2 separate regions of the Mus musculus genome follow, and region 2 is linked to region 1. Evidence: chromatin contacts called from ENCODE POLR2A ChIA-PET data. All regions are on one chromosome and are shown on one strand. Each heading gives the region's core, a stretch centred on a gene start or an enhancer-like site at or near the end of the contact. The rest is flanking DNA. Distances are from core to core; before and after follow the strand shown. Region 1 has its middle 26 kb from the start of Mir29b-1. Region 2 holds the start of 2210408F21Rik (RIKEN cDNA 2210408F21 gene).

Region 1 (4,170 bases), core at 1,408-3,907:
CTCTGAATCCTTCTCTCCGAGTTAGCATCACTGATCTAGCAGGCAAAGTTTGTAAGGCCCACGGAGCTGTTTACTGTGGACAGACTGACCTACCTGGTCATCTTAAACTTGTTAGTGTGTAGTAGTTAAACTTTCTAGAAAGCTGCATTGGCAAGTGACAAAAGCCACACTGTGGCTTTAAGGCAATTCCCATAATGCTCTGCCACTCTCGGCGCACCTCATGGAGGTGGCTGGCGGGCTCTGGGGCACAAGTCAAGGTCACCCTCCCATGGCTTTTGAGTGCCTTGTCCACCGCCCACTGATTGGCCAACCTTAGGTACGTCCCCAAGCTCCCTCTGTTTCCTTATCTCTAGGATGGGGTAATAGTGGCCCTTAGCCTATAAGGTTGCCCAGAAAATTGCTTGAGTAGAGCACGAGGCAGGCCTGTGTGTCACCAGATGATTAAACTGGCCTAATTAGGTCGGGTGGCCTGCCTGAGAGCAGATTCACAAAAGGAGCTGGACCCCAGAGCTTGTGTCCTACCCAAATGTCCTACCACTGTGTCTCCTGTCCCGTAAAGGCACAAACACAACGGGTTCACTTGTTTCCGTTGTTTGAAGGAGAACTTTGAGTAAATGTTACGCAGACGGAGCACTTTTGTGTCAGGGTTTTATTTTGTTTGAAGAGGGTGGACTCTGTACACTTGTATGGTATCCACAACAATGCAAGTGGCAGGAAGATGTGAAGCAGCCTCGGGATCCAGTCACATTTGGAGTGTCCAGCCATAGGGCACCCACCCAAGTGAGCACATCTCTCAAGGACAGCAGTGACCTCCAAAGCCACCATCTGCTTGGCATGTGTCCCCTGTGCCCCTCCTTAGCTTCTGCTTCATGGCCTTCTAGTTTGGCTTTATGTTCCCTTCCCCCCTATCCAATACTTCAGGACTGACCTCCCAGGACTGTTCCGTCGGCAGTCAGAGAGGACGGGACTAGCCACACGCACCACCCTTGAGATTTGAACCTGGTATGTGTGTGACACTAGGGGAGGGAGGCTTCCTGTTGGCAAGATGGGAAATGAGCTATCCAAGCATTTGAGCAGTGCTCAGAATACCAGTCAACGTCCTTCCTCCCACCAGCATAGCAGCAGCAGGACTTGTAGACTCATGCTCTCTCACTGAGGACAACCATAAGGTCTCAAAGGTGAGGGCAGCAGGGTGAGTGTGTATTCTCATCTCCAGTTATAACTGGTGAAATATGTTCACATTATGCAAATGGTTCCCAGTATCAGTCTGATGGCCTGTGGATATAGCCCCATAGAGAGCGACTTGCCTAACCTGTGTGAAGCCCTGAGTCCAGTCCCCAGTGCTGCCAAAGGCAAGCAGCAGCAACATCAACAACATGACCATTTGTAAAAATGTTCAAAACAGCATGTCCCTTCTTAGTATCCAAAAACAAGAAAGAAGAGAGTCAGGCCAAAACATCCAAAGGCGCTGAAACAAAACCAGGAAGGACTTGCTCTGTCTCTACTCCGAAGTTGTCGATTGCAGAGGCTTGTGTACCCTCCTCTGGCATTGACACACACCCTCCCCCCACCGGTTCCCCCCACCCTCCCCTCACCCAGAATGAAGGCTCATTCTCAGCTGGACCATGTAAGGCAAGGGCGAGCTCTTAGGAAAAGGCTGCCTTTCTCCAGCATGCATGGTGTCCTCAGAAAGAAACCCTGCCACGACTGATACTCTACCTTCCCCATGCATCTGAGCAGCCTGCCGTCAGGAGCTCCTATACCCTTCTTCCTGGCATAAACTAATAGGTTTGGCAAAACACCAAACACCATACTTCAATGGCAGCTTCAAAGGACACCTTAGTGTTGGATGACGTGTGCGCTGCTGTTAACGTGACTGTCCCATAAACGGCTCTGAAAATGGTTCCTTCTACGAACCTAGGGAGTGGCAGTAGACTCTGTTTAATGCCATCTGGGAGGAAAGAGGATTTCATGTTTGAAATTTGGGAATAAACAAAACCAACTTTCTCTCTCCTGCAAGGGTTAATGCTCCAGTCAGCTTCAGATGGGTTCTCTTGAGTCTTACAATTGCTTTTCTGGTCACGCACTCAGAAGGTCTAAGCATTTGTGGATCTCACCCTCCACCCCCACCCCAAATGCTATTCTCTTTGGCAGTCTTAATTACACAGGGGTTGGGAAACCAAATTAAAACTAGGCGTGGCTGGGTAAACAGCGATCACATTGCAGGCTTTTAGCTTTGCTCTTGGGGCTGTCTCTCCTTCCCGTAGCTCTGCTTTGCACTTCGTATTTTCCTGAAGGAAATAGCATGGGGTCTTTTGGAAATAGTCACAGGAAGTGGGACTCGGTGGCTGGTTACTCACCAGCCGCGGAGTCAGTCCTGACAGGTGGCAAATGCTGCTGCCTCCCTCCTGATTTATGTGAAAATAGCCCCGAGAGGCAGCCATGAGGGTGGGTGCACAGCCCAAAGGGCTTTTTGTCCACCGTGGCTTTCACGAGGAGACTGGTCATGGCGTGTCATCTGGATTGGGGGGGGGGGTGTGACTCAGAGCTGAGCTGGGGTCGCTCCACACACGTGGTAGCCACCGTGGGGTTTCTGCTCAGTTCTCAGAGTGCAGGCGGTCTCCTAAAAATGATCTCTCCCTCCCACCCCCAACAGCCGTCCTTTCTCAGTGAGTCACTTCCAGAAATGAATAGCCGCAGATTTTGGAATGAGCATTGTGAAATCTCTCGTTTATAATGGCAGGTTTTCAGTTGGTGGCTTGATCAGACATTTTCTCAAGATGAAAATGAGACCTTGTCTTTAAAAAGAAAAGAAAGTAAGTAAGCCCTGTGGATTCAGAAAGCAAAAGTCTCCCACTGAAGAGCTGTCACAGCTGACCTAGCCCTGTGTGTCGAGCTGTGTGTCCTTAGATCTGCCTGTTTGGATGAGTTCTTGGAATTACGGACCTCTCAGCAGTAGTAGCTGGTGGTTTCCAATGCAGAAGGTTACTATTTGAATCAGCTCTCCTCTGGGTGAGTAGGTGGTAGTTTCCCAAGGTGTTCAGCAACTTGAGCCGTGGATTTAAAAGACTGCTGGCAGCTCTTACACACTTCTGCTTCCTGAAGCCCAGTGGATGGTTCTGCCGAGCAGCAGGAGGACCCTGGGGTGTGTTTGAACAGTGTGGATGATTGAATTACCACTCTGTCTTCTGAATATGGAGATCTTTTGAGGAGGAGAAGGTATTTTTGCAGAAGGAAGTGGTTTTATTTGTTTTAGGGGGAGCTTTCAGAGGGGTAACTATTGGGTTTCTGTTTTAAGCACTAAGACCCTTCTTTGGTGTGAAGGAGATAAATGACTTAGGGTCTTAACAGAGAAGTTTTTCTGTAACTCTGAGGAAGCTGTATGGCACTACTAGCAGTAGCCTCTGTCCAAGGAGGATGCTAACCCCAGCAGAGACTGACTATCTGACAGTACCCACTCTGGGTCTGCCAGGCCCCATGGGCTCCTGGGTTAGTGGGAGCACTTTGTGCAGGGCAGAGAGAATGAGCCCAGTTACTGGAAGCGGGGAGTGTAGCTGCAGGGATTGTTCTCTCAAGTGGATCAGTTGTTTGACCTACTGACTCATTTCGTAGGAATTGGGAAAACAACCTAATGTGGTTTTATTGTCGCTGTTCAGGACTGCAGGGTCTCAGCCTGGGATTGTGATGGGCTGGAGGAAGGTGCTGCTAGCATTCATGCTTTCTGCTGGCCCGCTCTTGGCTCTCCTGTGGAATTCAGTCCTCTGCTTCCAGGACAAGCCCAGCCTGCACTTGGGGATCCTTGGGTGACCGTTCAACCGTGAGTATTTTTTTTGAAGCTCACTGATTCTTGCTTAAAAACTTATAAATGGCATTTCATCAAAGGAAGAGCTTCAAAGAACTATCTTTGCTGGTTGTCGTGTGTGTAACACATTTCACATTTACTATGAAGAGGACTCTGTGTGTGATCCTGACTACAGAAGCACACATGACCTACAGATAACCATGGGAGCTAAGAATTAAGATTTTTTTGTTTGTTTTTATAGCATATACATAAAAATGAAGTTGTAGTTTTATTATTTAAAGCGAAACGTGAGGTAGATCCGTAAGATGCACATTTGAGGAAGTGACATGTCTGTGTGCAGAGACTTGTGATTCCTGGTGCTTTTCTTT
Region 2 (3,887 bases), core at 1,209-3,708, 130 kb before region 1:
CAGTGGCTAAGAACACTGGCTGTTCTTCCAAAGGACCCGGATTTAATTCCCAGAGCCCACATGGCAACTCACACCTGTCTGTAACTCTAGTTCCAGGGGATCTGACACCCTTATGCAGATATACATGTCTTTTCACACAGACAGGCATGTAGGCACAACACCAATGTACATTTAAAAAAAAATCTAACAGCTAAAAATTAAAATTGAAATCAACATTGAGATCTCTAGAAGCTTCCATTGGGATACGGACATGCAAAGACCCAAGATGGCTGCCCTAAGCTCACCTCTGTGCACCGAAGTGGAAACCAATCTTTCTTCAATGCCATGTGTGCTTTATTTTTCATCAAACAAATTATCTCCATCAGAACCTACTTATTTACATAGTCTTATCTTTCTGCTATTGCCTTGGTGATATTCTTGTTATAAAGAGGAAGGAACTCGAAGCAAAAATATAAAAAGCAAGGCTGCCTTATCAGGGACATAGGGGAATCAGTAAAGGAGACATTTAGTTCACAAGGTGATGGGATTTCCTATTTGTAAAGTAGCCTCTCAGTCACACTTTGTACTCTCCGGGCCACAATGCCAACCCACGCTTATTTGTCCTTCCTGGGCCTGGAATGAATTCAATTCTACGCCTTATTTAGTCAAATGATTCCTCCAGCTTCAATGTGTACTTCTGTATGCTTCATTTTGGAAACATCATATTTAAATATTTTCTCTTCTTGAGTTTGTTTTAGTTCCAAAGCTGGGGAATGAAGTTTCTTTTGGGGGGGGGCAGGAGGGGGGATGGGTTTTTCTTGCTTTACATGTTAAGAATGGCTTTCTCAAATGGCTAATAAAGTATCCCAGTAGTGCCTTAACCCTCCTACAATGACGTTTTCCACGAGAATTAGCATTTAATTGGGATAATTTGTTGTCAACGGAAAGCAAAGATTCCTTTCCAAGAGGATCAGCGTGATAATGTCTTACCAGCTAGAGCACAGAGACCAAATATAAACCAGTTCTGAGAAACAGGAAGTGAACCTGACTGGTCTAGTCTGAGTGTCCCTGGCAGTGACGCAAATACAGAAATCAAATTAGGAAAACAAGGTATGTGGGTGTGAGGCAATCGATAACAATCCAGGATGCTACAACATAAGCAAAGAAGCCTTCAACCAAATGCCGTTCATTTTAATAACACCCCGAGCAGTTTGATTTCCCTGGAACGCACTGGTGATTAGAGAGCAGGGACGAGCATGAGTTCCCTAGCAACCGCATGTGCTTTTGAGACAGTCATTAGCCTTTCCGTTAATCCCCTCAACCCCTACTTCTAAATGTACGACTGACATTAAAACGTTCCAGAAAGTGCTTCTTGAGATTTCCAGGAGGGACATGGAAAGGAACATAAGATAATAATAATAATAATAATAATAATAATAATAATAACAATAATTGCTGTCCTGAGAACTGCGGGCAGGTGAAAGAGCAGTGTTCCTATGTGCCCAGCCTGTCTCTACAGTTCATTGCTCTCAAGTCTAGGTTTCCAATTCCCCTGGGGGGCGGGGGAGGGGGGAGAAGGGGCAATGGAGGTGAAATTGTCGGGAGTTTAAGGTGGTCTCCTCTTGCTACCTGGAGCAGTATTGTTGTGTCTCTCACAAGCATCCCTCTGAAGGCAGGGTGAACCCTGGAGTGTACAGGTGGCCATTTGTGTAGTGGCAGACTGACTGACAGCTTGGATAGGGCAACATATACCACATTTTCTTTCTCCTTTAAGCCCCATGAATTACCTTGGTGGAAGGAGCTGGTGAAGAAGGGAGGAGGGTGGGCTTTTTCCTATTGATTGTTTAATTGCACCAGAGGCTGCTTGTCTAGGGCCACCGGCCAAGAGCGTTATTTTTGTGGCTAAAGTGGGGTTGGGCCAGTTTCCCAGCCTTTCCCCTAGATTTGAAGAAGACAACCCAGAAAGTCCAGAAAGGCTAGAGGAACCTGGGGTGTGTTGGCCTTTTCATTTCAAGGGTGTCCTACAGCGCCAGGGCTGCTGGGATTAAGTTCCTGCAACCGTGAATCATTGCCTTTAGATGGGTCCTGAGTTCGGGATCTACAACTCCACCCACCGTGTGGCTAAGGACAACTGTCATTAGGCAAATAGTTCTTGCTGCTACTGGCAGACCAACTCTTCTATAGCCTGGGCTCCTATTAGTCGGACACTTGACTCCTTGGGGCTCGGGTAGCTCCTAGCGGTCCCGCCGTCCCACCTAACCCCCCTGCGCGCTCCCTTCCCAAGGCGACCACCTGCGCCTCCCCACTTACCCTCTGCCCCGCGGGGAGGGCCCCTCAGGGTAGCAGAACCCTCCCTGCTCCCAGGCGGCTCAGGGGGAGCTCGGTGTTTGCCTCCAGCCCTTCGCTACCGAGGATCAGGTTCCTCCCCTCCTCCCCCTCCAGCTCCGGCCGCCGCCGCCGCCTCCTTCTTGCATGACACAGCAGAACCGCAGCTGCAGCAGCAAGTCCAAACCATCCGCCCAGGAAGCGCCGCAACCAGGGCTTGGGAGGAGCGGATGGGGCAAGGCAGGGGTCTAACCCAGGGGTAGTCTTGGACCCACTTTCCACCATAAACTCCCTCTTTGCCCAGGGCAAGCCGACAAAATGTGGTTCAAGCTGACCAGGCCGAGCCGTGGAGGAATGCTGGGGTTCGCCCGCAGAAGGGATGGGACCAGAGAGGAGGGGTAAAGGAGACCCCAGTAAAGGGCAGGCCATTTCAGGTGAAGAAAGGTAAGAGGAATCTGTGAAGTCAAGGGCCAGGCTGTGGAGGAGATTAAAGGAGGTCAAAGAGAGGTAAGGGGGTAAGGTTGCTGAGAAGAGAACCAGCTGCTTCTTCCTGCTGCTGCTGCTGCTGGTGGTGGTGGGGTTAAGTATTTGGGAAGGCCTGAGCTGGGTACATAAGCAAAGAGCCTGAGCTGGGCGGTCCAGGCAAAAGAGGGTTAAAAGGATGAAAGAATTAGACTTGAGGTTAGAAGGCCATAAGGATGGGTGTTAGAATTAGAGGGAGACCTAATGCATTCATAAGTGATGGAGAGAGACGGATAATCAAGGCCAGGCCGGAATGTTGGTCCTCTCCCATCCCACTCCTCAGTTACTGAGTTAGTGTTTTCTTATCCTTTTTCCACAATTCTGCCAACCCCGTTTTCCTTATAAAGACGGAAAAGTGTGAACCAACAGAAAAATAGCAATTTAATCATAGATTTTACTTATAGGATGTTTTTCCATGGTACATAAAAATGTAGAGACAGAGAATTGCGATTCGAAGTAGACCCCCCCCCCCACACACCTTGCACACACATACATTGCAAGTCATTAAGACTAAGGACTTCAAACTTAGTTTCCATACATCACTAGACACGAATAAGCCTTTAAACGCTAATACTTAAGTTAAATGCTAGCAGTGGGGACAGAATTGGTGGTTTGGAATATCAGGAAAATGCACGTTTGCGCTCTGTCCACACACACGCATATATATGTATATATAATTTCTAGTGTGTAGCATGCACAGTATGATTAAGGGATAAGCATGTTTCCCTGATCATCTTATTTCCAACCAAGCACGCATTTTATGGCAGTCATCTTGTCACCATTTGGAAGAATGTGGTCAGAAAAGTAGTGCCCAAACTGCCACTTTGGTTTTGTCTGTACCTTACAGGTCATGGCTTCATACCTCACTTCCTGACACAAACAAGTTTTTACTGTTGTCAGCAACAAAGCCCTAATATAGCCGCGGAAGAGAAAAACTGCCTTGCATTTTGCCTCTTGAGAGCATCATCAACAGTTACCGGAGGAATGTAATTCCAGAAAGCTCCGAAACTGGTAGTGATGGTAATTATGGACCAAATGCCCGGTTCTGGTTGTTATTTTCT

What was found. ChIA-PET counts read pairs that join two places held with the same protein, here RNA polymerase II (POLR2A).
Region 2: POLR2A ChIA-PET joins it to region 1 with 24 read pairs in Patski. The contact joins the promoter of 2210408F21Rik here to the enhancer-like site in region 1. POLR2A ChIA-PET finds 5 or more read pairs at or near these places in 2 of 5 experiments (Patski and embryonic stem cell).

Annotation. Positions count from the first base shown.
Region 1 is chr6:31,087,139-31,091,308 of GRCm38, reverse strand. No RefSeq gene overlaps it. Among named protein-coding and RNA genes, the nearest start is that of Mir29b-1, 26 kb to the right of the region's middle. Within about 2 kb of position 2,657, at least 1 of the 3 ENCODE cell types and tissues checked has a DNase peak (open chromatin) inside an H3K27ac peak, as active enhancers do.
Region 2 is chr6:31,218,922-31,222,808 of GRCm38, reverse strand. 2210408F21Rik (RIKEN cDNA 2210408F21 gene) reads right to left here and starts at 2,458. Exons shown (of 6, transcript NR_040262.1): 1 at 2,290-2,458.